Linked DNA regions of Homo sapiens: regions 1 and 3 are each linked to region 2. Evidence: chromatin loops called from intact Hi-C (ENCODE). Cell type or tissue: endothelial cell of umbilical vein. All regions are shown on one strand. Each heading gives the region's core, and the rest is flanking DNA. Links, peaks and the distances in the headings are about the cores only.

Region 1 (10,554 bases), core at 2,084-7,083, 58 kb after region 2:
ATGCATTGCCCATGCAGTCTGTGTTCAGCACGTGACTTGTCATCCTCCTCTGACTTCATTCACTGCTCCCGTCACGAGTGAAGGTGTCTCTTTAATGAGACTATAAGCCATGCTGAGAACAGGTTCCAAGCCTTTATTATTTTATGTCTTCAGAGCTTAGAATCGTGACTGGCACTCAATAGATGTTTATTAAGATAAATAAATGGGACTTCTGGTACCTTCTGTTATCAAGCCTGAGGCATAAAAACAGACAAATGGATGTCTGAATAGCCTTGGCAGCTGGATCTGTTTAATCACTTACATGTTTCTTGGCAAACTTGTGGACTAATCTATTTCTTTTTTCTCAAATTTGTTTCCCATGTCAGGAAGAGGATTATTTGTTCTGTATTATTTTTTTAAAAGCAATATCTTAAGAGTCTTTCAGCTGAAAGGTATTGCAGTAATATCCGTTTAGTAATAAGGGTGACGGATGCCTGCTTCAGCTATCATCAATAATGCCAGATTTTAAAGAGAATTTTGGATTGTATTCATCTATTGCAAGCTTTGACAAACTTTGTTTTCCTGTGAAAACAAAAAAAAGATTATTCAACAGAGCAGTTTGTGTTTGTTAGTGGGAGAGAGATCATTAAAAGTTTGTGATTATAAAATGCTTAAGGGTCTTGGGCAGACCATAGATGACTTTTTGTCTATAGAAAAGTTGTTGTAATTAGAGGATAGATTCTCTTCTCCTCTCCACTCAGGTAATTTATATGCTCTTTTGTCATCCAAGACTAGGACCCATTTTTTGACCAGGTGCCATCACTTTCTATTTAAATACAGAATGGTTTCTATAGAAATTATCCAAAATACATGTGCTCTTTGAAGCTATATGTAGTTACTATCCAGATGGCTGAAGCATGCTGTTATAATGCATGACCATTTATGTGTTTTTAAGTGAAAATTATGACTTCTAGTATTATAAGAAATAGTCTATAACAGCAATTATTAGTTAATAAAACAAGGGAAAGAAAATGGTTAGAGGAAAGTTACCAATAAGACACAGAGAAAAATGTCAAAATAATAAATTGGTTTTCATGTTGTAAAATGACTCAAGAAAGAATCTGAGCAGGGAAGAGTAGGGGCTGAAGTATTTTCTCTTCTAAATTTGATTATGCCAACTTGCATAAATATTGCTTTCTGTTTGTGGGAGAGAATGAGAGAAAGAAAAGATCAGAGAGGAAAGGACAGAATGAGACATAGAAGAAGAGTTTCATAGCGTTTGAATCCACCTGGAATAAACTGATTGACCACTGACAAAAATCTGGACTGTCACTTCTTCTTGGAGAACCACACTAGAACTTTGCGATAAGAGTGATCTCTAAGATGTATTGATACTACCCTTTGGTGTTTTGATTTATATATATAATTTTATGTCTTCATATATATATATGTCTTTATATATATAAATCAAAACACCAAAGGGTAGTATCAATAAATACATATATATTTACATACATATATATTCATATATATATGAATATTTCCATTTCTGTTCTTCACTGAATAAAGCTAAAACATCTTAATTCAAGATCTTTGATGACCTACATTTAACCTACTTTTTTTTGTCTTACTTGCCTTTATTCTCATTTATGTTATTTATAAAACTAGAAAACAACAATACCCACAGGAGTAACGTGTATTAAGAATCTGCCTGGCACAGAGCTAAGAATCTGTGGAAATCTTACATGCTGAATTTAATTGTAATCCTCACAAGAACTCTGTGAAATGAGAGCTATTCTCATCCACATTTCACAGGTGAGAGGACTGAGCCTTTAAAAAGTTCAGTAACTTGTCTGAGGGCCCACAGCCAGTGGATGATGTGGCTCCAGGGTCCTGTGCTTTATGACTTACTGCTCTTGCTGTCCCGATAGGTGCCTTCAATCCAGCCCTCTCTCTTTGCTTGAAATACTTGCTATTCCATCCCACCTTCATAGTTTCCCTTTCCCCGTTCTTCTAAGTGCAGCCCAAATGCCACCATCTTGAATTACTGCCCTCCAGGTGGCTGTAACATCGTTCTCTGAAATTCCTCTGTCTTTGCTACTCAAAGTGTAACACACCAGCAGCAGATCTGGGGTGTGGCTCCCAGGGCATCTACTAGGAGCTTCTTGGAAATGCAGAATCTGAGGCCACATCTCAGATCTCCACACTTAGAAAGTGCATTTTAACAAGCTCCCCAGGGGATTTATGTGTGCAGTAGTTTAAGAAGAACTGCAGTATAGGGCTTTCTTTTCTTTCTTTCTTTTTCTTTCTTTCTTTCTTCCTTCCTTCCTTCCTTCCTTCCTTCCTTCCTTCCTTCCTTCCTTCCTTTCGTTTTTTCTTTTTCTTTTTTTTTTTGACGGAGTCTCGCTGTGTCGCCCAGGCTGTAGTGCAGTGGCGCGATATTGGCTCACTGCAAGCTCCGCCTCCCGGATTCATGCCATTCTCCTGCCTCAGCCTCCCGATTAGCTGGGACTACAGCTGCCCGCCACAACGCCCGGCTAATTTTTTGTATTTTTTAGTAGAGACAGGGTTTCACCATATAAGCCAGAATGGTCTCGATCTCCTGACCTTGTGGTCCGCCCGCCTCGGCCTCCCAAAGTGCTGGGATTACAGGCATGAGCCACGGCGCCTGGCCAGTATAGGGCTTTTTCTTGTTTTCTTTTTTCACTTTGTATCTTTGTTATTTGTTTACCTGTTTTATATTCTCAAACCATTAGCTTTTTGAGGGCAAGAGGCACTTATATTCTCTTTTGAGTATCCATAAATATGTGTAAAATAGAAGAAGGCTCATAGTTTTTTTTATAACACGGCACTTATATTCAGAAATTTAGATCATATTCTAGGTCTGTGTTGTTTGGAATAGTTCCTCCCACTGTGCTAATAGAATCACTTATAGCAATTATTTTACTCATTATGTTTCCATAATCTCAGGCTTTTGATAACATCGAAAATGTGAAGAGGCATAATCTAGGTTTCTAAAATAGTAATTCCTTCCCATAGCCTTTGATCTATATCTAGTCCTTTGGATACAACACTTTTCACTGCCAAAGCACAAATGTAGATATTACAGATTTGGAGAAAAATCAATACTTAGAAAATAGAAGTACTGAAAGCTGAAGACTCCAATCAATTTCACATATGAAGTTTTAAGGTTTGTCTGCAGTCAGGATTCTCACTGTCTTCCAGGAACCTTGGAATGAAATTCTGTTTTGACAAGGATTTGATTCCAAGCTTTATTTTAGAGGTGATTTTGTTAATAACATAACTTCAGTCACTACAGATGCTCCTGTATTGTTGCTTACAATTTATATACTAAGGATAAAGTTACTGATATTTTGAAATAACTGTGTGTTTTCTAGTTCTTTATTTGGACACAGTGTTTGCATGTATTTATACCTCTAAATGTTCTCTATGAGCATGACCAACTGATTATTGAGATTGGCAGGTGCTAGCGCCCTTCAATCAGCTTCTCATTGCTGCACAATCTGGCTTTTCTCTTCTTTTCACAGAATATATAATTGGAATACATGCATGAAAAGAAAAGAGGGAAAACACATATCAGTGGCTTTTTTTCTTTTTCTTTTTCTTTTTTTCACTTCTACTGATTCCATTTCAGCAGTTAGTATGACCTCTCATAATGTTCCAAATCTAAAAATTGTCAAAACAGAAATCTACTCTTCGGAGCTGACACAATTCCTCAATTTTGGAATGACTCTGCTTTACCTCTTTTTAGAATTTCTTCTTTCTGCGTGAGTGTGTGTGTGTTGTTTTAGTATGAGGCTCCCTTCCCACCTCAGTCATTGGTTTGCTCGCTCCCTTATGTGATGAATCAATGCTTTCAGAACAGGGGCTTCTGAGTGACTGCGGGAACAATTACTTCCAAATGACCTCGTGCATCTTATCAGGGAGCATTCAGACCACACCCCAGGTAAAAGGAAGTCTTTGCTTAATGCTTTCAGTAACTTTTAAAAGCAGTGTACGGTGCTGGTGGTATTTGCTGCAAGGATGTGAGGGAGAGCTGCCCAGTGAAGATAAATTTGTATGTATATTGAAATGAAATGCTATCTTCACTTAGAGAAAAGGGTGAGCTGATAAAGACAAAACTGCTCATTGGGCAAAGAAAATGCTCAGGATTGCCCTTGGCACAGTGATAATGTAAGATACCCTGTAATGCCTTAACAGGAGGCTAGAGGCCATCTGCGAGTGTGGGTGTCAACATCTGAAGGAAGAGAACTTTTAGGGAAATATAAGAAAGGAAGGCATTACAGCCCAAAACTGAGCAAAGGAGCTGTTAGCCTGCGTGGCATGCGGGAAAACAGTTTCTCAAATTATTAGGCTATCCGGTGAGAAGATGACGTTCTTAGAGATTTTGAGCATTTCAAAGTGTATTTAGAAAAAGATTTTAATCCTTTTATCTCATATTTCTATGACTAAATTAGTTTCCCAAGGATAGAAACTAAGATATTTAAATAACATTGACAACTGAAAGTGTTAATTGGCAATTAACAAGTGCAATGCTGTTAACATGCATCTGTTGCTGCTTTGTGTGGAAAATGGTTTTTCATCACCATAGCAATTCATTCTTAGGCTACATTGGAACTTAGCCACAGTATGCAGTAAACAGCAAATATTTTTTTGTTCTCTCCTAAACAAGGGATTAAATAGTCTACTGGCTAATATGTGGCTCTTTATCTGAATGTTGCATTGCATAGTTGGTGTAATTTCAAATTCTTTTCCAACTGAAATTCCTTGTGAATGAGTATTAGATCCTTGGTAAGTTAAGGATGCTAGGTAAAGGTGGTGAAAAGAGCTAATATTGTACTGTTAGCTTAAAAGCGAATACCAAATGATTGCCCTTTTTGTGATTATTCTTCTGAAGATATGTATGTGGACAGGAATTTATGTCTGATCTTGTTATTCTCCAACAGTAACTCAGGAAGATGAATAAGTCTTTAGTTTTATTAGATTTCCTGTTTCTGTGTTTTCTGGAATCACATCATGTACTGGTTCAACTAAAATAAAAAAAAATTGTTTCCTTACACTGGTGAGAAAATTTTATGTAGGATATGGATGTTTCTTTAGGAAAATATAACAATAAATTAGAAAGAAATAGGTTTTCTTCTTTTCAGTTGCCTTTATTGTCAGGATGTGGTTATGTTTAGAAATTTTTTAGGCAGTACCGTTGTAAAAGCATACCTTATTCATTGAAGCATCAGTTTTCATTCATACTTTGTTTCTACTTTATTCACTGAAAGTTATAGCTGTCAACTTTTAAAAAGTTCATAGCATGTGACATACCAGTTGTGGAGCTGTATTTGTATCTTAGATACTTAAGTAGCATTGAATTATACAAATTGTGCAAGGTGTTTGAAGAAATAAATTTTCATCATTATATATGCTTTAGAAGGTAAAGCTACTTACTGCTTATAATGGTTATATGTATTTTGTAACCATGGGGTGCTTATAATGAAGACTTTCATATATTATTTTTTAAATTTTATTTGGATGGAACATAAGATAGACCTATAGTCATGACATGGAAAGATAAGGGAAGGCCTAGTTACAGAACCTGGGGACAAAGTTGCAATTTCACCTCTTTACTCCTAAAGGATTATCTTTATTTCTTACTCAAATGAAATTATGGGATGGATTATTTGAACTACTTCAGTAATTTCCTTGCCAAAACCACTCTCCTTTCTATCATGATATTGATGAGATTAGTTATGTGATGAAACAGCCCTAGAAGATAATACATCTAGAAGGCCTGTTGTATTACGTATTGTTGATAGATAAGTGGGCTCCTTAAATCTCACAAGGGATCCTTCCTACAATATAAAGCACTGATTTATTACTTTTTGATGATAAGGTATTTTGACATGGATACAATGAGGAAATAATGACACATATCTTTAAAGGCGAAAAGAATATTGAAAATTAAAAGTTTTTAAAACCCTGTCAATATTCTTGTCTCACAGTTCCTTGATCTTCACAAGCTCAGTGCCCTTCCTTTCATATACTCAGTCTTAATGCCAAAGCCTGGAATTTAGAATCATCTGGAATTATCATACTTCTAATTATTAAATTAATAAACTCTCATATCATATTATGACCCCATCCATTCTCTCAAACAGTCATCATAGTATCAACTCTGTTTCCTGAGCACAGAGACCTCTAGTTCCTTCAACTTGAGGGTTCTTCCTCCTTACCTATACAAACTGAACTCCATGGTCAATCATTTGCTCTACTCTCACCAGTACCCTTAATTTCCTTATACTTGCCACATCCTGCCAAAACCAGCAAAGCATTCCTTGAGAGACTATCGAACAGCCAAGCAAATTGCCTCACTGTTCCTGGATTTATATTTGGACTGGTTCCTCAGTGTAGACTGTGAGAAATTTTGTTTCTGGTCAGCCCTCTTTCTGACTACTGTCAGTGATGTTTCAGCCTTTTAAAATCTTCCTTAAAACGCCCAGGCCACCTTGGCTAGTTCTTCCTCAGCTGGTGGATCACTCAATGTTAGAGTCTGTAGGGTTTGGCCTTAAGCCTCTTATTTTTCTATTTGTGTTTACATCTTTATTGATCTCATCTAGTCTCCTGGTTTTAAATATCATCTATGGGTTAACAACCCTAGTAATTTTATCCCCAGCACAGAATTTCCTGTAAACTTGACTCATACTCACATTTCCACTTGGTTGTATATTGGGCACACAAAATTTGATCGTTATTCTCAAACCAGCTTCAACTATTGTCTTCCCCATTTCAGTGAATAATATCTCATTTCTTGCAGTTATTCAGTTCAAAATTTGTCTACCCATCTTGATTTTTGTGTATCTCTCATATTCCACTTCCAATTTTTCAACAAATTTTAAGTTTTGTCTTTAAAATGTAGCCAGAATCTTAACAGTTCTTACCACTATTACTGCAGCAAACTACATTCAACTCACCAGTTTTTCTCCTATGGGTTATTGCAATAGACTTATAGCAAGTCTTCATAGCATTTATGAAAATAGTACTACATATGTTGTTTATTTATTTGTCTACTGTCTGTTTCCCTCCACTAGAATATAAACTCCATGAGGGTAGGGATTTTTGTTCACTGTTATGGCACCAACCCCTAGAATAGTGCCTAGCATTTAGTAGGCATTTAATAATACCTCATTGAATAAATGAAAGTAAGTAGAAGGCAAAGTATTACAGTGAGGGTTGGTTTTACTAGGAGCATAGTAGTAGGACTGAAGGCCATAAAAAAGGGCAGAGATGCAGATGTGTGAATAAATGTGGTGTTGGGGGCCTTGAAAATTCTTTTCTGATTGCTTCCGTTACCTTAACGAAATAGGAAACAAAGTCATCAGCTCCAAGTGAGAATGTGGGAGAGATGTTAGAGGTTTGAAGAAAGGGGAAAAAGTGTGAAAGAGTTTTCTAGGCCAGTGGAAGAGTGAATGGGCTATGGAAGTATAGTACGATTGTTGGGCAGCATTGAAAAGCCTTCTTGAGGCTCAGAGTGGTAAATATGAAGTGAGATCAGTAGGTGTGGTTGTGTGGTTTCCCCCAGGCATGTTTACCTTCCTGGTTCAGAAATAGAGTAGGTAGGGGATTAGACTTAGTGAGGGCTGTAATGTACTCAAACAGGATGATGATATAAAGGAGGACAAGGGATTTGAGGGGTATCCAAAAGAGTAACTGTGGTCAACTTGGTTTTTGAAGCTGGTTAAGAAGACAAATGTAGGAAAATAATTGTGGAAGAATCAGTAGATTTAAATCATGGTGAAGTTAAAAAATGTTAGAGTTGGACTACTAGGGGGATAGTATGGAGCGATAAAAAGTGATGGTCAGAGAATGAAGAAACAAATTACGGAAGGTTTGCAGCTATTGGGCAAGGCTAGGGATGTGAGGGGCAAGGAAGAATAGAGGTCAAGGAAATACAATATTATAAAAAATACCCATTGAGATATAATACTGGGTATTATACAAAGCATTGGGTTAAGAAGCGTGGCATTGAACCAGAAACTGAATCTTTAAGGAAAGAAGCATTTAATACGGGTGTGGAAAGATGACTGCAGCTAAGAGAGATTGTGAAGGGTATAGACTGATGACATGAGATTCAAAGCTGGAAGTTTTTAGACAAGAGAGAAGAATAGTCTGGAAGCAGTAAAGATAAGCAAGGAGGACACCTATTTTACTTCCAGGCCCATTGGTGCAGGAGTGTGAGAGAAAACATTTATCATTGAAATAGAGTCCTTCAGAGAGAACCATGTTTTAGTTATAACTAGAAAGTGAAGGGAGTATTTTGAAAATAAGATACAGATATGTAAGATTTTTTTAATTGCTCACTGAATTCCAGAAGGTATACAGTGAAAAGGTTTTGAGAGTTGGAGCAGGGTGCAAGATGGGAACAGAACTAGGAATGTGCATAGCATACAGGAATGGAGGGATGATACAGAGCCTAGGGTTTCTCATGGGCACTGACATGAACTGGGTTAAAAGGCGTGCTCATAAGGTCATAAGGTCTGAGCAGTTCAAGGCATAAAAGGGTGGCAGGGATTGAAGGGAGAGGGAGTGAGAGACTTGCCAGGGCATGTCATATTTCTTCTGACAGGGGAATGGAGGTGGCAGGGCAGTGTTACTCTGACAAGAAGGGACTGATTTTATCATGAAAATTAATTATATCAAGAGTGATTGCTCAATAAAACAAAGAATTGGTTTTTGGAAAGATAAATTTGACAAATCTTTAGACAAATAAATAGAATCAGAGAATAAAACGGAGACATTATAATTTATACCACAGAAATACAAAGTATCATAGAACACTACTGTAAACAATTATATACCAAAAAATTGGATAAGCTTCCAGAAATTGATAAACTCTTGGACACATACAACCTATTGAGAATGAATTATGAAGAACAGAAAATCTGAACAGAACAGTCATGAATAAGAAAGTTGAATCAGCAATAAAATATCTCCATTGAAGAAAGGCCCAGACCTGATGGCTTCACTGCTGAATCCTACCAAACATTTAAAGAAGAACTAAGAACATTTCTCCTCTAACTATTTCAAAAATATTAAGGAGGAAGGAATACTTCCAACCTCATTCTATGAGACTTGCATTACCCTGATGCCAAAACCAGACAACAACACAACAAGAAAAGAAAGCTACAGGCCAATATTCGTGATGAACATATATGCAAAAATTTCAACAAAGTGCTAGTAAACTGAATTCAAGAGCACATTAAAAAGATTATTTACCAAGATCAAGTGGGATTTATCTCAGGGAGGCAAGGATGGTTCAACAAAATATGCAAATCCATAAATCTGATACATCACATTAACTGAATTAAAGACATAAAATGTATGATTACTTCAATAGACGCAGAAAAGCATTTGACAAAATTTAACATTCCTTCATGATAAAAGCTCTCAACAAATTAGGTATAGACAGAATGTACCTCAACATGATAAAGGCCCTATATGGCAAATCCATAGCTAACATATTGAATGGGGAAAAGCTGAAAGGTTTTACTCTAAGATTTGGAAAAAAGACAAGGATGCCACTCTATTTCTGTCTTTTTTTTTTTTTTTTTTTTTTGAGATGGAGTCCAGCTGTGTTGCCCAGGCTGGAGCACAGTGGCCGGTCTAGGCTCACTGCAACCTCTGCCTCCCAGGTTCATGCTGTTCTCCTGCCTCAGCCTCCCAAGTAGCTGGGACTACAGGCACCCGCCACGACGCCTGGCTAATTTTTTGTATTTTTAGTAGAGAAGGGGTTTCACTGTGTTAGCCAGGATGGTCTCGATCTCCTGACCTTGTGAGCCACCCACCTCAGCCTCCCAAAGTGCTGGGATTACAGGCGTGAGCCACCGTGCCCGGCCCACTCTCACTATTTCTATTCCTCACAGGACTGGAAGTCCTAGCCACAGCAATTAGGCAAAAGAAAGAGATAAAAGGCATCCAATTTGGAAAGGAAGCAGTTAAATTGACCTTGTTTGCAGATGACAGGATCTTATATATAAAAAATTTTAGGGCCGGGTGTGGTGGCTAACACCTGTAATCCCAGCACTTTGGGAGGCCGAGATGGGCGGATCACGAGATCAGGAGATCGACACCATCCTGGCTAACATGGTGAAACCCCGTCTCTACTAAAAATACAAAAAGTTAGCTGGGCGTGTTGGCGGGCGCCTGTAGTCCCAGCTACTCGGAAGGCTGAAGCAGGAGAATGGCATGAACCCGGGAGTGGAGCTTGCAGTGAGCCGAGATCGTGCCACTGCACTCTAACCTGGGTGACAGAATGAGACTCTGTCTCAAAACAACAACAACAACAACAACAGCAACAACAACAACAACAACAACAACAAAAATCATTGATGAAAGAAAATGAGAAAGGCACAAATAAATGGAAAGATATACTGTGTTCATGAATTGGAAGAATAAGTGTTGTTAAAATGCCTCTAACACCCCAAGTGATCTACAGATTCAACGCAACTCCTATCAAAATACCAATGACATTCTTCACAGAATTAAAACATAATAAAATTCTTATGG
Region 2 (10,554 bases), core at 2,228-7,227:
GGCATAATTAAGATACAGCTTTATTATGTAGAGATGCTTTCTTACCCTACAAGATGGGCTCTGTATGCTCAGCTAAACACCACTACTTACCCCCAATCTCCAATTCTAAGTCTTATCTTTAAAGCATTATTCACAATATATAAATTGAGCTCTTCCATAATTTACATCTTGCATATAATTAATAATCTAATGTAAATTGTGTTTTCAATGAAGTAATCATTAAATAGTTTTGGAATGTCACTGTGAAGTAATATCCAAAGGAAATTAAAGAGTTTAATCCCTTTCTTTGGGTTATCTAAAAATATATTGTGTAAAACTTTATTATACTAAAGTGCAACATTGTACGTACTCTGGTTGAAATGTTGGTGACAGTTTAATAATTGTCTCAGAATTAAACAACAAATTTAAGTTTGATTACATGATTTGATACATTGCAAAGTGGGTAGAGAGGGTTTTTCACATGGGAGCTCTTGTTACAGAAAAAAAGAACATCCATTCATTGATTTATTCATTTTCTTTTAAAGTAAACATCTGAAGCTCTAGTGTCTATTTAAATTCACTTCCCCTCATGTAAAGGATTAAGCCTTGTATATACCTAAGTATATACACATACATATTATTTTTACTTTATAAAAGTAATACATATTTCTGTAATAAAGGCTTAAAGCACAAATAATCAATGGAAAGAAAATGAAAACACATATAGTATTTTTTACCTTACCATCTGCCAATAACCATGACTAATGCCTTAGTATATTATCTTCTTGCTTTATACAAACACATACATGTACATGTACAGATATACACATTTGCACACCATGAATTCATTCTGCATATAGTGTTTAGTACTCTTTTTTGGGTCACAGCACATTTGAACATTATTGTTCTCATTAAATATTCTTCACAATGTTAATTTGTCTGGATAGTATTTTATGGTTTGGATATTATCCTTATTTGACAGTCTGCTGCTAGACATTTAGATTGTTTATAATTTGAGTTTTTTTGTTTTTGATTTCCATTTTTCCTAATATAATCATTGTTTGATTGCATATCTTTATAGCTAAATTCAACGTTTTTAATGATGAAACATAAAATCGTGGAAGAGAATGTTGTTTTGCCCCAGCTGGTTAAAATAGAGAAATGAGTGCAGTTTTTGTATTCTGGCAAGCTGTATGGGCATCATGGTATTATTCCCCTACACTCTGAGGTTTTGAGAATTCTGAAAGGCTATTAAAGATGGGAAGTTCTTCTCCTGATATTCTTCACCTAACACTAACTATTTTTATACGCTTATCTTTCACATGAACTCACAGGTCCATCTGTGTTTACAAAACATACTCTGAACTTTCTGTCCTCATGCTGTTTACTGCATCTGGAATGTCTTTGTCCTACAGACGTTTCCAATGCAGGCTTTTGAAATCCAACCCAACAATAAAACTAGCTCAAGGCACTTTTTCAAGAAGGTCTCCCCAAGTCCTTCAGGAGGTATTTGTTTCCATCTCTTTTGTGTTTCTTGCTCCACTTTCCCTTCTCCCCACTCTCAACCTCCTTGTTGGACCTCGAGCAGTCTACTAGTATAAATATTTGTATATTATAAATATATAAGTATTAGTATAAATATAATATTTGAAGAACTATCCTGCAGCAAGTATGTTTTAGTCATCTTTGTTTTGTTTATAATACATTGTAGAGTGCTTTTTGAGTGCTTAGAATCAATGCATTCTTTGAATTAAATTGTTTAATTTAATTTAAATATGCCACTTCAAATATTAATTTTTTCTTTTATTTTTCCTTTCAATACAAAGGCAGGGAATGGGTAGTTGTAACATCAGTGGAAAACTCAAATTTACTGATTATTACTTTAATGTTGTCTGAAAAATGTACCAAAACCCAAACGTACAAAACTCCCAAACTCAGCCTAAAGGAGACTGCTTTTTCCTCTTTACCTGTGTTTGAGACTTTCAGTGTCCCTCCCAGACCTTAATTAATCCTGATAGTCTCTATATTGTAGACAATTTTAGGGGACTATGACACATAGGAAAAAGAAAATCTGGGATTCTGATCCCAGATGTGCAAATAAAGAGCAATTTGATTGTGAGGAACACTTTATCCTCTCTGGGTCTCAGTTTCTCTAGAAAATGAGGGAACAGGAATGGAAGATCTTGATGGTCTTATCTAACCATAAAGTTTATAATTTTTGAAGACACAGTTTTTGGGCTATATAAATAAAGTTTAGAACACTTAGTACGGACTGGCATTATGGCAAGCATTTTACATGTTTCCTTTTGTTGTTTGCTGGTAACAAATACAATTCAAATTGCCTTTTAAAAATGGGAATTTATTGCTTGGTATAACTGGAAGACCAAGGGTATATGGACTTCAGGCAGTGCTGAATTCAGAAGCTAAAATGATGTAATCAGTGTCTGATTTTCTCCATCTTACTGCTGCTCTGCTTTCTCTCTTCTGACTTCTCTGTGTTGGCCTCACTCTTAGTCAGGCTCATGGATTATGATAGAAAAGATAATGGTAACAGCGTTAAGCTAGAAAATTATGGGTGAGAACGCTGACTTGCCTAGTTTAGATCACAGGTGTAGCCCTTTGCTCAATTACTGGGTCCCAGAGAAGAAATATATGATCCTCTTAGGCTCAGATGAACATCTACCTGGATGGCTATAGGACAACTATGATAAATTGGACCAGGACCAATGGCATCAGGAAAGCACATTAAACTCCTATGAAAATCATGGCACTCCTAGAGCAGAAGGAAACTTTTAAGTTCGTCTACCTGTTGTTCAACCATCTACTGAGAAAGCCTGAATTGTTTCTGCAATTCTGGTAAGGAAAGGAAAGGTTTAGATTATGTTTAATAACACTGATTTTAGAGAATTAGCATTTTTGTTTTTAGCTAAAGTTTGAAAAGACACAGGTAGAGATCTATTTTTCTTTTACACAAAATAACTGAAATGGTTCATAATTATCCACATAAAAATGGACACACATTGTCACAATTGTTTATATAGTGTCCTAACAATCCCTGAGTTATAATAATTAGTTTTAGCACACATTCAAGAATGCTCTTCTTTCACTGTTTTTTTGGAGATAAATTATAAGGAAAAAATTATACTACTTATTGAAAAGGGGAGAGTGATAGTCCAAGATAGAAATATGAGAAAACATTGTGACAAATTATAAATATAAAATTCTAGAATGAGGGAATAAATTGGAGTGCAGAGCTGAATCTCTATTGGTTTCTAAAGTGAATCTGAGGTTTATTTCAGAGGATAAAGGAATAGTGGTGAATGAGGTCTCATATTAATATGCTGGTCTACTTTGAGGTATTGTAAGAGGGAGATATGTGGATTGGGGAAATTGTTGGCTCAGTCTGAAAGTAAATGAATAAAAAATATGGTGGTCATTTCAGAGCATTGTTGACTGCTAAGTGCTTTGTGCATCATCTTCTCACAAAAGTGAGCACTTATATTAGCCCCATTTTATAATGAAAGGACCTAAGACTAAGAGCAGTGATAGTGTGCTGGGAACACAGAACTAGAAAATGGCAATAGCAGGACTTGATCCTAGGTATTCCTGGCTCTGATACCCATACCTTAAGCACCACTATGTTTTGTACTGGGTTGAACCATGTGGAATTCCCATTTTGTAGTTCAAAACAGTCAAAATGTCAGCTATTTCACAAGGTAAAAGAATATGCTCAGAACCATAATTTTGGGATGTTAAAGAGATGATATTTATATTTTTCTACCTTTAAACTTCATATGAAAATGAATAGCATTTATGATGTCTTTTCTTTCATGGTTTAGAGAAATTATCTTTTTTCTCCTACTTCTCATTCTGGGAAAATGCAATATAAAGTTTAAATTAATAGTCTTACTTACATAGGCAGGGACTTGTGCAAAATCTCATTATAAAGTTCAAGTGACATGATATTAATTTCTTGATTTACCATAGCAGGTGGTTGTGAAATTAAAATGAAAGAAAGTAATGCCAAATTGCAGAATGCTATCATGATTACTAGCTTTGTGACTGTGGGCAAGTAACTGAACTTAATTTAGTCATATTAATCTAATATACCTTGTAGAGTTGTTGTGCAAATTAAATTAGAAAATGCATGTAAAGAGCTTAGCACAGTGCCTAGCTGAATAAAATTTCCTTGTTACAATTTTTATTTTATTTCCAGATTTTTAAGTGTCTATTTGAGAATTGAATCCAGGTGGGAGATTCTGAGATGTCTGACTGATACAAGTGCACTAGTGGCTAATATAATAAATAATGCAGGAATGACTTTAAATGAAGCATGGACAAGTACTCTCAGGCTGTTTAAACCTTGGCTCTACTATCTAAGCCTGTGGTGCTGTTTATGAGCAAAGCATAATTCAGAGTTTAGATTTTCTTTAATGGAAACCATCCAAATTTGCCATCTGAGCCACAAGGGAGAAATGTACCTATGTGCCACTCACTGGTGCTCAGGAATGTGGCATATGTACAAGTTTGCTTTTTTTTCACAAAAACACCAAAGTGGTGAAAGTTCTTAGCAACCCATTAAAAAGGCTCTCTTGCTGAAAGACTCCTTTTCTTATCAGCGCTCTCACAAGAATTTACATCCCACACTGAGTCATGCAGTAAGTTTAGTGCTTCCCGGCAAGCAGCTTAGAGTCAAGTTCTGCAGCTATTCTTAGCTGCTCCACACCCTGTAATAGATGGAAGACACTGTATGAACTTGCAAATGACACATTGTACCGATGACAAACAGGGTGGATTGTGTCAGATTGAGTTTCGAAGTCTCTACTTTCTTTCGTGTATTAAGGACAGTGGGGAAAAAAAGGCAAAAAAAAAAAAAAAAAATGACGGGTCTCCTTGAGATTCAGTACTGTATCGGATATAGCATCCTGTAATGGAATGTGAACTGAAAGCAGAAACATACATTTTTGCAATTCACTGAATTTTCACTCTGTTCCTATCCATATTCAGGGCTAGATTAAAGATATCAAAGCAATAATAGTCAATATTTCACTTGCAAGATCTCATTGTGATCATGAATAATATAGAAATCATGCTTTGCTTTTGAATGGTAAGTAGAACGTTGCATTATCATGTGCAAGATAACATTTTCTCTGGCAGCTTCCCGTTAAAGTCAGTGTGCTTGTATAAAGCATCTTTTCTCTAACGAGGTAATTGTTCCCACCCTTTCCTACCCATTTTCTCAAGGAGCCAGACCTCTCCTAACGCAGAAGTAATTCACATAAGTATATTAGTTACAGTGCTTATCACATTGTTTCATCACTATCTTTTTTTTTTTTTTGAGACGGAGTCTCGCTCTGTCGCCCAGGCTGGAGTGCACTGGCTTGATCTCGGCTCACTACAAGCTCCGCCTCCTGGGTTCACGCCATTCTCCTGCCTCAGCCTCCCGAGTAGCTGGGACTACAGGCGCCCGCCACCACGCCCAGCTATTTTTTTGTATTTTTAGTAGAGACGGGGTTTCACTGTGTTAGCAGGATGGTCTTGATCTCCTGACCTCGTGATCCGCCTGTCTCGGCCTCCCAAAGTGTTGGGACTACTGGCGTGAGCCACCGCACCCGGCCTCATCACTATCTTTTTTATATGTCTGTTTCCTGAGTACACTTTTTCCTTCTATGTGTCCCCAATGTGTAACATGATCCCGGGCACACAGCAGGGATTATTTATCAATATAAGCATACAAATATGTGTATATATATTGAAAATGAGGTTATATCATATATGTTTTCATAATGTGGTTTTCAAAAATCTAACAGACTTATGGTAGAAATTTTACATGCTAGTAAATGTAGAAATCTATATTTTCAAAATATCTTATTTTATGGAAGTATCATAAACTATTTACCTAGTCCTCTCTTATTGGGCACATAGTTAATTATTCAGAAAAAACTACATTGAAGTGTGTTTTCATTCAGTCCCTGTTCATTCATTAATTTAGTCAACAAATATTAGTTGCCTTATATTTTTCAGGCACTGTTTAAACTCTGGGAATATCATGGCAAATCAACATTTGAGTGAGGGGAAAGAGACAATAAAATAAACAAAAATATAACAAACATGGAACACATAATAAATATGATTATTAAAATATATATTCTATATTCAAAGGTGATCAGTAGCATGGAGAAAAATTAAATGGGGAATATTGGAAGGACATTTATAATAAGGTGATCAGGGACTGCCGAGAAGGTGACATTTCAGTAAAGACCTGAAGGAGGAGTGCCTGCTAAACTCCTTGAGGGCAGAGATCATGTCTCTTTTGCTTACCCTTATGTGGCAATTCCTGCTTTCATGAAGCTTAGAATCTAAGGTCTAATTTGATGTGGGTTATCTGTGAGTTATTACCAGGTAAATGGTTGTTGCACTTTACATATTTATATATTTTTTTAATATTTTAAAACTTCTCTACGACAACCATATGCCACTTTTAAATTTTAAAATGACATCTTAATTTTAAAAATATTTGGTTAAATTATTTTGTTAGAGTCATCATACTGTGGACATGTCATGTCTACAAGCATCCTACCCATCAGCTTTGTTTACGTGAATTATTTGAACTAAAACTCATCCATCATGCACCTAGGTAGTCCTTTTCTTGACCTAAGTGCATGACTTTGCCTTTTCATCTTTCAGTTTTGGCTCTAAGTTGACCAAGTTTGAGGAATTGAAAGATTTCATGAAAAGCTGAAATAGGACACGCTGTACAGAGGCTTGAACGTGAAAGGTCAAGCAGACCTTTGGGAGCAATTCATAAAGGCTTTTGCTAATCTGTTTTAGCTTCCCTTCCTCATTTTTGGGAAGATGTTGCTTTCTCCCTTTGTTGGAGGTCATTCTGCTCCCTGTACCTGTGATAGATTGCTCTATGAATTGATGCACTAGGGAATACTTGCAGAAGTAAACAGTAGGAGACCCAGGAGTGAGAGACCTCTTCTACTTCTGAGAGAATACTTTTATATTTTCGTGTCGTGTGTTTTTAGTTTTCTCTGTGATACTGAAAAATCCCCAATCTTCTATATGCAGAAAAATGCTAAAACCCATCTCTAGAAGCTTGCCAGCAAGAATGCCTTTATTTCCACAGCTATTATCCACATCGATGTACAATTCCTAGCTCTTTTTAGTGAAACATTTCTCTTATGGAGTGAAGAAGAAGGTTTAAAAAGTATTTTCAATTGAAGGAAGAAAGAAAAGAATTTTCTTAGTAGTTCATAATATTAGTTTAATTCACTTTTGGTATTTGCATAGAAGTTAAAATATTCCAAAGCATTTTTTACATCTCTACCATGATTTGTACAATGTTCTAAGGTAGTAGGGTTATTTTTGCTTTATAAATGAGAAAAGTAAGTCACAGAAAAGAAAAGAAAATTGCTTAAAGGCATAGGGTTAACATTTATTGAATGCTTACCTTTGTCAGACATGTTCTAAGCATTTTATATGTATTCACTCATTTACTCCTCACAATAGCCCAGGTGACTTTGGTATTACTTCTATCCCAGTTTTTCAGATCAAGAGACAAAGCACTGAGAAATTAAATGACTTGCCCAAAGACATGCACAGCTAGTTGGCACCAGAGATGGCATTTATCCACAAAACTCTGGTTCTAGCACACAACACATAACAATTCCATATGGCTGCTACACTGGGTAGATGGGAGGTTGGGACTATAATTATGCAATGTGAACTTTGGAAGGTTTCTAAGTTCAGTAGTTACAACTGCATACGACTACTGCCCCAGGATACAAAAATAAACCAAACTTGTCTCAGAATATTCTTAACTATTACAGTAAATTCACAACAAACTATCTTGCTAGAAATTTTGTTACATTCTTTTGTCTGTAAGGGTTAATAAACTTATAAAATGCTTGCATATTTGCATTCAGGGGGAATAGTAGTTGCTTTTTGTTGTAGCAGAACCTGCATTCTTAGAAATGCTGAGAATATAGACCTTCTCAAACTTTTCTCCTTCTGCAGAAATCTCTTTGCAACATCCATGACAAATACTAATCGATTTCTGCTAGATCACGTCCAGTCATGGCAAGTCCACTAATTTTTTTAAGGCAGTTTTTTCCATTTGAGATAACTGATTGTTGGGAATTAATTTTCTTTTTCTTTTTAAACATTGGATTAATTTTTTTTCTGAATGTAGTAAAATGTTTTGCTTTAAGAATTCCAAGATGCAGTATGACATTTCTGCCATTAAATAGAGCTCCTGTTTTACTGAAGAAATGCAAGAGACCTTTACAAACTGTTTGAGACAGAGAGGCAAAAATAGAGACTAAAGGTTCAACAAATGTATTGATAGTATTTAACAGGAGAAGAAAATCTGACCTGTAATAATACACCATGTTGACTTGCATATTTTCTTCCACTTTACCCCTGAAACTTTAAACAGAAAGCTAAGTTATAGTAGTCGGACTTTCTAGAGGTCAAATTAGGCAAATAATTTTGGATCACAGGCTTAGAAAAATATACTCTGTATTTTGTGTAGAGACATTATATGTGTGTGTATGTGTATATTTTAGGGGGAATAGAAAAAAAACATGTAGGATAACTAATTGGGCAAATGAATGGAAATGCTGTGTTTATAATTGGGTCTTTACTTCCCTTTCAAGTATCAAAATTCAGTTTGATAAATAATTATTAATCATCTTCCAGGTGTCAGACTTTGTGTTAGATACTGGGGTTACAGTGGTAAAAATAAAGAGGTGATCTCTGCATTTTGGACATTGCATGTGGTTGTGCATGTTTACTGCCAAGGACTTGAGTGGGAACTGAAATGCAGGCAGCATTCCACTTGATAAGCTGTGCACTATGGCACAGGGTTGCATCTGTCTGGAGAAAGGGTAGCCTTTATCTAACCAGCACTGATGTGCTCTATGGCCTTATGGCCATCTGCCTACTTTATGAAGCTTACATTCTAACAGGAAAGGCAGTCTTTAAACAAGTAGCTATGTGATTAGTGTTATAAAAGGGAGGTAAACACAGACCATTTAATTCAAGTCAAAAGGCTAATAAAATCCTCCTTGAGAAAGTAACATTTCATATAAGCACCAAATAATTTGACTAGGAATTGAAGCCATGTTGTTCTAGATGAGAAGAAACAGCTCTCTTTTCCATACATCATACAAAAAATTGTTAGTGACATTGGACCCTCAAACAAATATCAGATATCAGATATTGGCTCAAAGACAATTGTTGTAATTCACAATTAGTTGGGGGTAGAAACCAAATATCTAGAGGAAGATAGAGAGAGATAGAAGGAGGAAAAGAAGGTAAGAGAAAGATATGTGGAAATTGACTTACCTTCTACTTCCACTGTAGTAAATTCAAGCTTAAAGCTCCGTAGTTGAACCTGAATGGTTTTAACAACAGTATCAACAACAAAAAAGTAAATTCTACAAGTCTATAAGGCAGATATGCTGTACTATCATTTAGAAACTGATATATTGGTTGGGCGTACATTTTCAAGGCAAAGAGATAGAGGGAGAGATTTGAATCAGTGTATTCAGAGACTTGTCTAAGGGCCTACCTAGCTTGCATGCTTTCCTTCCTTCCCTTTCTTCCCCATATTCCTTTCAACCCAAATGTGCTGCTTCTAGTTTTCTGGATAAAGTAAAAGACTACACTTAGGGCTCAGATTAACTCAGGCTTTTACTCAGTCTTTCACTGGAGAATCTGGCACTCAAAATGTTGCTTTGATTTGTCTTTGTGTATGTAGATCCCTCAGAACTCCTTGGAATTTAGGTGACTGGCAAAACTCAGGCATTCCTGTGTGCCATGCCATAATAATATTACAATACTGCTGCTAATTCTTGTTGATACTTCCTCTTTATTCTCTAAATTGAGAAATTAATATATGAGGAGGGGAAATATTCAATAAATAGGATGTGAATTAAAATTTGATGACAATTCATACAATTTTGGAATATGGGGATGAGAAAAGAAATAATCATCTCCAGATTTGTCACTTTATCAAAATAATATAGAAATGAAGGTGCAAAGTCACACAATTAATGAGTGAACAACCCTGGATTCACGAATGTATGTTGTTCTTAATTCCCTGCTGGCCATAATAAATAACAAGATTAGTATTATTGGTATATCTAAAGGTTAGAATTTTTTTTAAATAGCGTTTGGTTATTTAGCTAATGGATATGTAAAGAGAAAAAGAGAGCAATGGAAAATGTCTAACTTTGTGTGTTATCTATTACTTTGGTTTATGAATGGAATAATCACTCTATTATACTGGCTAAACTTAGTTTCACTTTTACAATGGTTATTTCCTTTCTAGTTCTCAAAATATTTTGAGCCTTGATTGACTGAAAATGAGATCCTTTTCATTCAGCATAGGCATGTAGTGATTTCTCCTAAAGTTTTATCCACAAAAGTAGACTTTTGATTAACGATTTTTAAAATAGTAAATTTAATGCTCCTGTATAATACCTTTAAACTCACTTTATAAATATAGAGAGAGTGGAAAAGTGGAAATGACAAATTACTATGTGTCTGGAGAAATCTTAGGTA
Region 3 (10,554 bases), core at 2,915-7,914, 53 kb before region 2:
TTTTCTGAGCCTGACTCACTGAATTTTCTTGTCCAGATTGGTTTTCATCTGTTTATTCCTTTAGAGCATAGATTAGAGTCCATTGTGGTTCTCATCTCTGTTATGCATGTTTTTTTATGAATAAAATGCCAGGCACACAGAGCATACATATGCACATTTTACTACGAGATAGTAAAAGCTCAATGTGCTGGGACTGCATTCCCAATGTGACCTTATTTTCCCACTCTTTGCAGTTTTAAAATGTTACGTTAATCTGGCGTTCTGGACGGGGATTTTCTCTTCTTTACAGTGAGTCCCAGCAGTATATAGCGGCCATAGAATAGCTAAACTTGAAGAGGCTTTTTGGCAAAGATTTGAATATATGTCCTTTGGCCTTTTCTGGTTCTTGTCTGTATTTCATAATACAAAACTAATGAGGATTTCACTTTGGTGAAATCTGCCTTACTAAATGATGCTTGCAAATAACACATTCATTTGTTAGCATTTGGGATTCTGATTAAATCATTTTGCTTTAGTAGCTGTTAAAGATTATAGTTTGAAAGAAAAAAGTGTTTTGGCATTGAGTACTTTGAGACCCCTGTACAGTGTACCAAAATCTATGCAAATTGTTACGAGGCCTTTTAATTACAGGTGAACCCCAGCACTTATTATCATCTGATGCACAGATTATGCACATGTCATATATTGGTAATAAAATATCAAAGTTAGACTGACACTCTTAAAGTGCTTAACACTGTTTTATTGGCTTACTAGCCCTAACTGGATTCATTGCATCCATTTTTTTCATTCTGCCACTTAAAACATTTGCCACGTTGTTTTATTCATGCTTTTATCACAGCTTTGTCTGTAACTACATTGACTTGATTACTCATATTCTATGGCAATTCCTGACATTTGGCTTATTTTTCCACTAGCCTCCTTACTTTTAAAAACCACTCCATCTCATTTTTCAACAACCTCTGATTATCTCAAAGTTACCTCGGATTATCCTGACACGTCCTTCGGCTTCTGAGGATATTGACTCAGTATTTCAAGACTGAGGTGACTCTGAGACAGAAGACGGAGCCAGTGGTGATGTGCTCCCTTATTCAGACTCTTTGAATAATGCTTTTTACTCAGCTATGGACTCTGCTAGAAAGACACTTTAATATTTTTGCCATTTATATTTTTCTGTTGTTGAAAAATAATAGAAACCAGTGCCTTAGTTGGTTTAACAATTCAACAAAGTTGTTTTCAAAAGAAGAAAGAAAATGTAACTCCATTTAGGTTGTCTTTCATTTGCAAACACTAACTGAAACTTGAGTTAGGGATTGTATAACTTGGAAACAGTATTAATAAAATGAAGTCATTGTCATATTAAAAATGTCCTAATGTTCACTTTAAGTGTATTTTTAAAAACCTCACAGGCAATGGTGTGAAAGAAACCAAGGAGATGTTTACATTCATTAGTTCCACTGGAAAAAACTGGTTAATGTAATTGTATAGATTTTTCCCTTCTTGTTTTGTGTGCTGTATAACCCAGTCTTTGCTTTATGTACAAATACCCTGGTTTCTAAATGCTACTTATTTTCTTCAGAAATAAAGTATGCTTTCAATTTAGTGAGTAACTTTATATGTATGTGCATTTGTTTGGAAGAGATAGTAAGTAATAATAATTTAATTCATGTAGGGCAGCCTTTTCTTCTAAGAAGCTTCATTAATTCACATATGGTATAATTATTTTTTATTTCCCTTTACCAGAATAAATCTTTCCTTCTAGAATGATGCTTTTTCCTTGAGTGGATACTGCCTCTCTTTAAAGTATCTTAGCTTAGAATTAAAAAAAAAAAAGTTAATTTTTCTTGAAAACGAATCCCAGACATTATTGGATGGTGGAGTTGGCTCAATGACTTAACTATGTCAGGTCTGACATCTCTGTTAATTCTTTAAGCCTTTTCCTTGTGATTAGAACATGGCTGTCATCAATCCAGCCATCATATCTACTTTTAAGTCAGGAAGAAATGGAAAGGACCTGCCTTTTGCTTATAATTTTAAATATAAAGGATTCTCAGGAAGTTCTGTAAACTGAAAATAGAAATGCTGCTCATTTTCTACTTGAAATAATATTTTTACCTTTCAAATTGATTATCTGAAAGGTTATAAAAATATATCTTTATTACATTATTTCACATATATTCATTTAAGAAATATTTTTCACTAACTATGTTCCATACAATGTTTTAGAAGTTGAGACTACAAATGCTAATAAAACAGGGATTTTGCCTTTAAGTCGCTTCTGGATTCATCAGGAAGAAATACAAGAAAACAGACAAGAATAGTACTGTGTGAATCACAAAGCATAGAGCTTAGCACTACAGAAGCATCAGATAGGGTGTGGAGCTGCTCTCTATTAGCTGGAACAGATGAGACTTGACCTGTGATCTGGAGCATGAAGATAAGGTGATTGATAAAAGCAAGAGGAAGCTATGGAAGTTATCTAGACACGAGGACCTGCATGTGCAAAGGCCTGGAAGTGACAGAGTGTATGGTTTACTCAAGAACAAGTGATTGCATATGGCTGGATCATAGGCACAAAGGGTGGAAATTTAGGCAAATACTTTACTCAGGACTTTGGTCTTCATCCTATCCATGATAATTGTGCTATAGCCTTCTACTTTTACCTGATGCTAATTCCTTAGAACTTAGTTTTGGTTTCACTTTTCTGCAACTTGTAAACCAATAAGTCAAATATTTTTCTTGTATTAACACTAGTATTTAGTAGGAACTGTATATTGGTGATCTGCTGGCCTACTCTGACCTACGGGCATGGATAGTGGGATATTTTTGTTTTGTTTTTTTTCTTTTTTTAACCTGTACAGAATAAAAAATTGAATTAGTTTCCAACATTTCACAATCAAGAGATTTCACAGATGAAACTAGTTTTTCTGGAAAAATGAGAAGATCTGGAAATCCTGGGCCTGCATTCCCATATGGCAACAGTAAGCTGGAGCTGAGTAAGGGTAGGTAGTATCTGGTTCACTACAGTCTTCATTTTCTGTTGTTTTACAACATACTCACCTAACTAATTAAAAGTGCTTGGTTGGCTGATGAAGACGCTTATATTTGCTATCTCTAGTGCTGATAGAGACAGGAGGCAGCCAAATGCCTAGGCAGATAGGAGCGGGTACACAGTGAAACCCCACCTTCAAGTGGAAGGTTTAAAGCCTGCGACCCAGCCACATGGGGGACTTTCCTGCCTTTGGATTAGGTAATCACCCACTGCTTCACCATTCCACTGAGAGCTGTTCCATTGCTCAATAAAAATATTCTCTGCCCTCCTCACCCTTCAATGTCCAGTGTATCCTCATCCTTCTTGGGTGCAGTAGAAGAGCTCAGGAATCACCAAACAGGGGTACAAGCTATGACACAGGCAAGCTGGGGCATGCCAGTGTGGCAGAGCGAGGCCTGGAAAGGAGTTGCCAGCTGGGGGCCCCCGGCTTGCAAAGTGACCTAGAAGAAAAGTCCCGCATCTGTGCAGGACATAGAACTACATAAATTTAGTTAACTTGCACAATAACAGTTCTGGACAAGGTGCAGTGACATAATTCTGTTTTCGTTTATGCAAGCTGACCCTGTGGTCAGTGGGTTCACAATGGCCAATAGCTTGCTTCAGCGAACAGAAATGAAACACCTCTGTGTTATGAATCTTGTTTCTAATTATCTTATACAATGTTTGTAACTCTCAAAATGGTTGCTCCCGATAGACATTATAATCTAAAAATCCCTTCAGCAAATTATAAGAAAAGGAACATAAGATTATGAGTCTGGAGGCATGATGACTTCACAGTAACAAACATCCCAAATGGCATTGGTTGACCATTTAATTTCCTTGGCCCTCAGAAACTTCCATTAGAAAATGTCTGTAATGTCACCCCCAATATCTATCTGAGAGGTTATTACTGGCATTCAAGTGAAACAGGGTGTGTTTCAGAAAGAAAAGCAGGTAACTACTGAGGACCCACAGATGAAAGGAAATGTTGCTCATGGTTAGGGGTCTTGGGATCTTGATAAAATGTCTGACCAGAAAGTACTATTGGCTAAAGGAAACTGTCCAACTTTAAACCAAAATATGATTCCATATGGAGACTTTAAGGGATGTGGCTGGTAGACAGACTAGCAGTAGACAAAGATTTCAAGAACTTTCTGCATTATGTTTTGCTCAGAGAGTGGATGGAATTTATTGAGCCTATTACTGTATGGTCACTATTAGATTTAGTGGCAAAACCCCGTCTTTACTAAAAATACAAAAATAATTAGCTGGGTGTGGTAGTGGGTGCCTGTAATCCCAGCTACTAGGGAGGTTGAGGTAGGAGAATTGCTTGAACCCGGGAGGCGGAGGTTGCAGTGAGCTGAGAGTACGCCACTGCACTCCAGCCTGGGTGACAAAGTGAGACTCTGTCTCAAAAAAAAAAAAAAAAAAAAAAAAAGATTTACATAACAAAAAAAAAAAAGACAAAGATTATATGGCCTAGTTCACTCATTTTAATGACAAAAAGTAGATTCTCAGTGAGACAAAGTAACTAATTAGTATCAGAGACAAAACAAGAAACATTGGATATCTAAACTCTCAATCCAATGATCCTTACATTATGCCTGTGGTGTCACTTAGAAGAGAGAGATTTTGATGCTCACACGGGGTTTACCTGAAAAGCTGTTGGTTTTTCTGTTTCCTAAGAAAGCTAGAGAAGACCCTTTTCTTTTGTATCCTTTAAGGCTTATTTACTTTGTGGGTCAGTTAGGGGAGCCTCAATATGTTGTGATGGATGGATTTGGGGGTCAACAGGGATTCTTACGATATTTGATTTTTCAGTAGTTAGAGGAAATAAGAGCAAATTGCTTAATTGCTTCAAATATTCTGGAAGGCAAGCATTCCAAGCACATCTTACTCTTTTGGCTGTTGGAGTCATAGGTCTTCAATCCTCCTAACACAGGAAGAATCTTCACCGCTAAAAATCTGGCATAATTTTTTTACACTCACAAGAAAACCTGTCGTAGGTGAGTAAAATCATGTATCACCTCTAATAAATTTTATTTTTATAAAGTTTTGATAGCATTTCGTATGAAAAATATTTTCATACATGAAATTTTAAAATAGTTTATTGATGGCTTTTTCTGCTCAATGTGCTGCAAGAGGCAAAAGTTTCCCAATGTAGGTTTAAAATCCTTTGATAATGCTAGAATTGGACTATTAGTGTGCTTGTGTAAATCATTGTTGCCAATTACAATTTATCTATCAATTGTGATAGTTCTAATTTTAGCTAGTGTTAACCTTAAAAATAAATTCTTTATATTTGTTTAGTGCATTGCCAAGTCCACTTGCATTTTTTTCCTGTTTCTTAAATCATTTTTTTTCTCTCTACTGGTCACATCGTGCATGGACTTCTATAACATAGCTTCCTAACTGATTTTCCTGCATCACTCTTTGTCTTAAATTGTGCCTATTGACAGCTTGATTAAGCTTGGAAGTACATTAGGAGAATCCCCTTCCTGTGGAGTTTCCTGTAGCATTAGTCAGGAGAGGAACTTTAGTGGAAATACACTATTGGAAGCACACCAGATACAAAGATGAATAGATGCAGAGGTACCTGGTGGGTCCCAGTTTATCCTCACTGTCCTCCACATGGTGGTCCTCTCATCATCCAGAGTACAGGACCTGCTGACCACTGTGGCCCCAGGCCCACCACCAGATGCTTGATTCCAGACCCACAGAGGCAGTAGCTGCCAAAGGCAAAAGCTCTCCTGAGGTCTCCCTGAGCGCCTGCTCACAGCCCTGCTTCATAGATTGGCTGTGCTTGGCTTCTCAAGTCTCTCTGAAAGCATTGTCTTGCCAACCTGAGTCAGTGCTTCCTGACTTTTCCATCCTCCAACTCCCTCTCCCAGAACTTTCCTTTCCTTGCTCTTCCCACAATTCTGTAAACTCTAATTCCTATGGTAAATGCTTTATGGATTTACCATAATGCTCATAGTGACTCTGCTTCCACTACCAAAGCCCAGCTGATACACCCTTGAACTCATCCATTGCCTTTCCCAGAGCAAAACTTTTACAGTGAAAGTGATCATGAACTGACTTAATTCCCCTCTCCCCTTTCCTTGATCAATCCTTGATCCTCTTCATCTCTTTCAAAACTCTCACTTCCTAGGTTTCAGAGCTCCGTCTCCCTGGATTCTGCCCTCCTGGGCCACACACCCACATACTTTTGAGTTCAGGGCTTTTGCTCTGACTCACTTGCTAATATAGCAGGCTAGGATTTTATGTGGAGCAGATCTCAGTTCAAACTCTTGTGCTGCCCTTTCTAGCTGGGGACTTAGATAAGTTATTTGACATTTGTTAGGTATAACTTACTCACATGTAAGAGGGGGATAATGTCATAGTTATCTTATGAGGGTGGTAGGAGATGTAGATACAAAATTGAAAAGCATCTAGCAGTGCCAAATACCTGTGAGTGCCTCCACAGATGTTGACTTGCTTCCTCTTTTTCTTTATGCTGTGAACAATCCTCCATTGCCTTCCAAGGAGAAGAAGTGACCTCATGGTCCAGATGTTTTACTGCCTCTAGTATTGCAAATCCCAGTGGAGAAGGTTCCTGGTTGAACCATGAATTGAAACACCTAGCATTGAAGTAAGAACATCTTGGTTCAAGGGCAAGGGGCTTTATCTTTTAATGTGGGTGATTGTTCCTGTGAGTGATTATAGTGAAGCTGTACTTTGAAAAATTGCTGATGTTGATGCTGATTACAGATATGGAGAATGGACAAAATGAGAAAAGAAAAATGAAAAATTGAACTTTCCTGTAAAAGCAACACTAATTATAGACATTTATATCTATGGCTTATTATTTATAACTAATTAGTATGCAGCACAATGGCAGTGATGCAAGTCATTACATATATCACACCACCAACTTGTTTCACTCAATTGCAACAATAATTTCTCTCCATGGACACTTGACTATTGGTTTGTTGTTCAGGTTTGTTCATCTACTGATAACATAGAGTAATTAGAGGAATAGCAGTTTCCACAAAGAGAATACTGATGTATAGTGATAATTTTTTGCACTTCATCCCTTAAACAGTACTGTGGCAAAGTTGCTATTCTTATCTGCATTTTTCTGATAGGAAACTGAGGCCCAAAGAATGTAAGTAAATGCCAAAAGCCTTAAATATAGACGTTGGACTCAAACACTTTTCTCTTCCAAGCTCTTACTTGGACCTATGCGGCAAAGCTGATCTGTTGAAAGACGTTTAGTGACACATAAATGTCTTTAATTAATGGAATGAAAATGACATGAGATGGATTTGTAAAATCAAGATTTGTAGGTTTAGGCTTGAGTTCTACATCCTAGGGCAAAGGATGTGACTGCTTATCTGCCCCTAGGGTCAGAATTCCTGACATTCTTGTTTTTTAATGCTTGTGTCTGCTTGCACTTTGTAATCTGTAGGCTTCCTGAAAGCTCCAAAAATCTAAAAACAATAAATCATTCAACATCTTTTAGCTTGTTTTTCTTTTTTAGAGACAGAGTCTCACTGTGTCACATAGGCTGGATTGCAGTGGTGCAGTCATAGCTCATTGCAGCCCTGACACCTTGGGCTCAAGGGATATTCCTACTTCCACCTCCCAGGTAGCCAGGACTATAGATGCACACCATCATGCCTGGTTAGTTTTTTTTTTTTAATTTTTTAATTTTTTTTTTTTTTGTAGAGACAGGGTCTTGCTATGTTGCCCAGGCTCATCTTGAACTCCTGAGCTCAAGAGATCCTCCTGCCTCAGCCTCCCAAAGTACTGAGATTAAGGGTGTGAGCCACTGTGCCCAGCCATTATTGCATTTTTGAGCTACCCAAATGGCCTAGCACTATCTTCAATATTTCAGAAGTACCATACTGTGTTCCAAACAAAACATAGCATTCCCTATGGACAGTGTGGTTTCTAACCGAAGTGGACAGTGGGTCCTCATGCCTGATGGCTCTAGAGAAGAGAAGGCTGCAATTGGACCCAAGTTCTTCAGTTAGGCCAATAAATACTCCCTGTTACTCTGATCTGATGATTTTGAGATTTATCTGCAAGGTGTAGGGGAGAAGGAAAGTCAATTTGCCATGCTTAAAGGAAAAGATAATGGGTTAAAGAAGACTTTGATGAAGCTTTGAAGTCTTAAGAAAGCTAGATTATATCATTCTCTCCAAAGGTGTTTCAGTCGCCCTTTTTACCTTGGGGTTTGGCGGTTATTTTATGCCCCCTAAAAACAATGTACCAATTATCCAGTGACTAGTGTTCCAATTAATTTATGGACATGAAGATTAACATGCAATCTGCTAATGCATTAATGAGTTTGTAATATTTAGAAATAGGAGGACCAAAACTGGTAGACCAATTCTGAGTTTTATCAACTTCAGTGGTTGAAATTAAAATGAAAATAGCAACATTTGTTTTTATTCTCCCTACAAAGAAACTAATTATTTTCCTCTGGGTAATGATAATTAACAAAATTCCTATTGTGTTCCTGATCAGTTCACAGCTGGCACTTCGATAATTACAAAGACTTGGTTTTATGAGGTGACATTAAACTCCTGCCTAACTTGGGAAGTACATTAATTGTATACTATTGCCTGAGCTTATTAATTCTAAATTATGCCTCAATGAACTTCTCAAATTGGGAGCAACATTTATATTAATAAACTAGTCAGTGAGAGGGAGGGAAGGAGGGTGCGAGAGAGAGAGAGAGAAAAAGAGAGATCATAAGAATCTACTACTGAGTGTAGATTTTGTCTGCTCCAGATGTTATAGCTGGGTTTAAAAAACTTTGATATGTTTGAATAAATTCCAAAGGAACGTCTCATCCATTCTTTTTTTTTTTTTTTTTTTTGTGACAGAGTCTCACTCTGTCACCCAGGCTGGAGTGCAGTGGCATGATCTTGGTTCACTGCAACCTCTGCCTCCTGGGTTCAAGCGAGTCTCCTGCCTCAGCCTCCCAAGTAGCTGGGATTACAGGTGCCCACCACACACACCTGGCTGTTATTTTGTATTTTTAGTAGAGGCGGGGTTTCACCATGTTGGCCAGTGGTCTTGAACTCCTGACCTCAATTGATCCGCCCACCTCTGTCTCCATCTCCCAAAGTGCTGGGATTACAAGCATGAGCCACTGCGCCCAGCCTCATCCATTCTTATAACACATTTTTAGCCATTCTTTTTTCATTTAAGCAGGAAAAGCGAAGTGCTAGGTAAGCCTGGGATTTGTGGTTGAAATGTGTTCAGAGTGCTACCCTCCCTCATTCCTTGGAACTTTCTGAAGGACCAGAACTGACCTGAGGACCTGTCGGGTGTGTATCACTGAGGGAGTTCCAGGGCTATGCAGGGAAGCCCTGAGTGGGATGCAGTGATTCCTCTCTATTGTGTCTATTTCCATGAGGGCTGCCATCCTTCATGTAACAGTACCTTTAGGAACAGGGACCATATATCTATATATTTCTATTTCTAAGTTTCAAACAGTGCTTGGCAGCTAACAGGTGGTCAACTAATGTTTGTCGGATGAATGAAGGGTGGTACCAAGGAAGAATGGTGCGTTTAGTCCTGGCTGCTAAAGGAGGTTTAATGATAATTGGCCAATGTGTGGTGATTAAGCCTCAACAGTTACATAGAAGAAACCATGTTTATACTCATGTTGCTTTAACAATGCCATTGAAGTCTGGCACCGTGTCTCATACCTGTAATCCTAGCACTTTAGGAGGCTGAGGCGGGTGGATCACTGAGGCCAGAAGTTTGAGACCAGCCTGGCAAACATGGCGAAACCCCATCTCTACTAAAAGTACAAAAATTAGCCAGGTGTGGGGGCACACACTTGTAATCCCAGCTACTCTGGAGGCTGAGGCATGAGAATTTCTTAAGCCCAGGAGGCAGAACTTGCAGTGAGCCAAGATTGCACCATTGCACTCCAGCCTGGTGACAGAGTGAGACTCTGTCTCAAAAAAAAAAAGCCAGTAAATGTTACTTCTATCTTAAATTTCCAGTATAGCAATTTAAAAGATGATCTTTAATTTTTATGGATACATAATAGTTGCACATATTTACTATTTATGGGGTACATGTGATATTTTGATACAAACATACACTGTGTAATGATCAAATCAGGGTAATTGCAATATCCAACACCTTAAACGTTTATTATTTCTTTGTGTTAAGAACATTCCAATTCTACTCTTTCAGTTATTTCAACAATAAATTATTGTTAACTATGGGAAATTTTTAAATACAATAATGTCTTATGCTGATGAGGATATGTGAAAGACACATTCATGCAACCCTTTCGGAAAGAAATTTAGCAGTATCTATCAAGAACTTGGACAATTTTCGTTATCTTTACTCTGGTAAAATTCAGCATCTGGAAGTCAGTTTTAATGAAGTAATTCAAAATAGAAAAATAGCTTTCTGTACACAAAGGTGGTGATCTCAGATTTATTTGAAATCATGGGAAATAATTTGAGTTTCCAATGAAATGGGAATGGTTACAAAATATTGCACATTGA

Evidence for each region. A loop is a pair of places that touch in the nucleus more often than their neighbours do. Peaks named below come from ENCODE experiments on the same cell type or tissue, not always from the same donor. Only the 100,000 strongest peaks of a DNase experiment are listed, where the experiment ranks them.
Region 1: it touches region 2 in a loop (6-fold over the local background); 2 of 110 quality-filtered maps call a loop at or near these places.
Region 3: a loop joins it to region 2, with 4 times the contacts of the local background. A loop is called at or near these places in 7 of 110 quality-filtered maps.

What each region holds. Positions count from the first base shown.
Region 1 is chr6:54,107,630-54,118,183 of GRCh38, forward strand. It overlaps MLIP (muscular LMNA interacting protein), which reads left to right and starts at 3,814. Exons shown (of 14, transcript NM_001281747.2): 1 at 3,814-3,946. The coding sequence starts at 3,851. In endothelial cell of umbilical vein, for the core only: no CTCF peak of the experiment used is centred there; DNase peaks (open chromatin) are centred at 3,962 and 4,862; H3K27ac peaks cover 3,999 bases.
Region 2 is chr6:54,049,589-54,060,142 of GRCh38, forward strand. It overlaps a transcript of MLIP not described here. Among named protein-coding and RNA genes, the nearest start is that of MLIP-AS1, 7.3 kb to the left of the region's middle. In endothelial cell of umbilical vein, for the core only: no CTCF peak of the experiment used is centred there; a DNase peak (open chromatin) is centred at 4,633; H3K4me3 peaks cover 298 bases.
Region 3 is chr6:53,996,061-54,006,614 of GRCh38, forward strand. It overlaps MLIP-IT1 (MLIP intronic transcript 1), which reads left to right and starts at 2,830. Exons shown (of 4, transcript NR_046832.1): 1 at 2,830-2,999; 2 at 4,850-5,034; 3 at 6,554-6,659. LOC101927189 (a long non-coding RNA gene) reads left to right here. Exons shown (of 4, transcript NR_125842.1): 4 at 1-1,607. In endothelial cell of umbilical vein, for the core only: no CTCF peak of the experiment used is centred there; no DNase peak of the experiment used is centred there.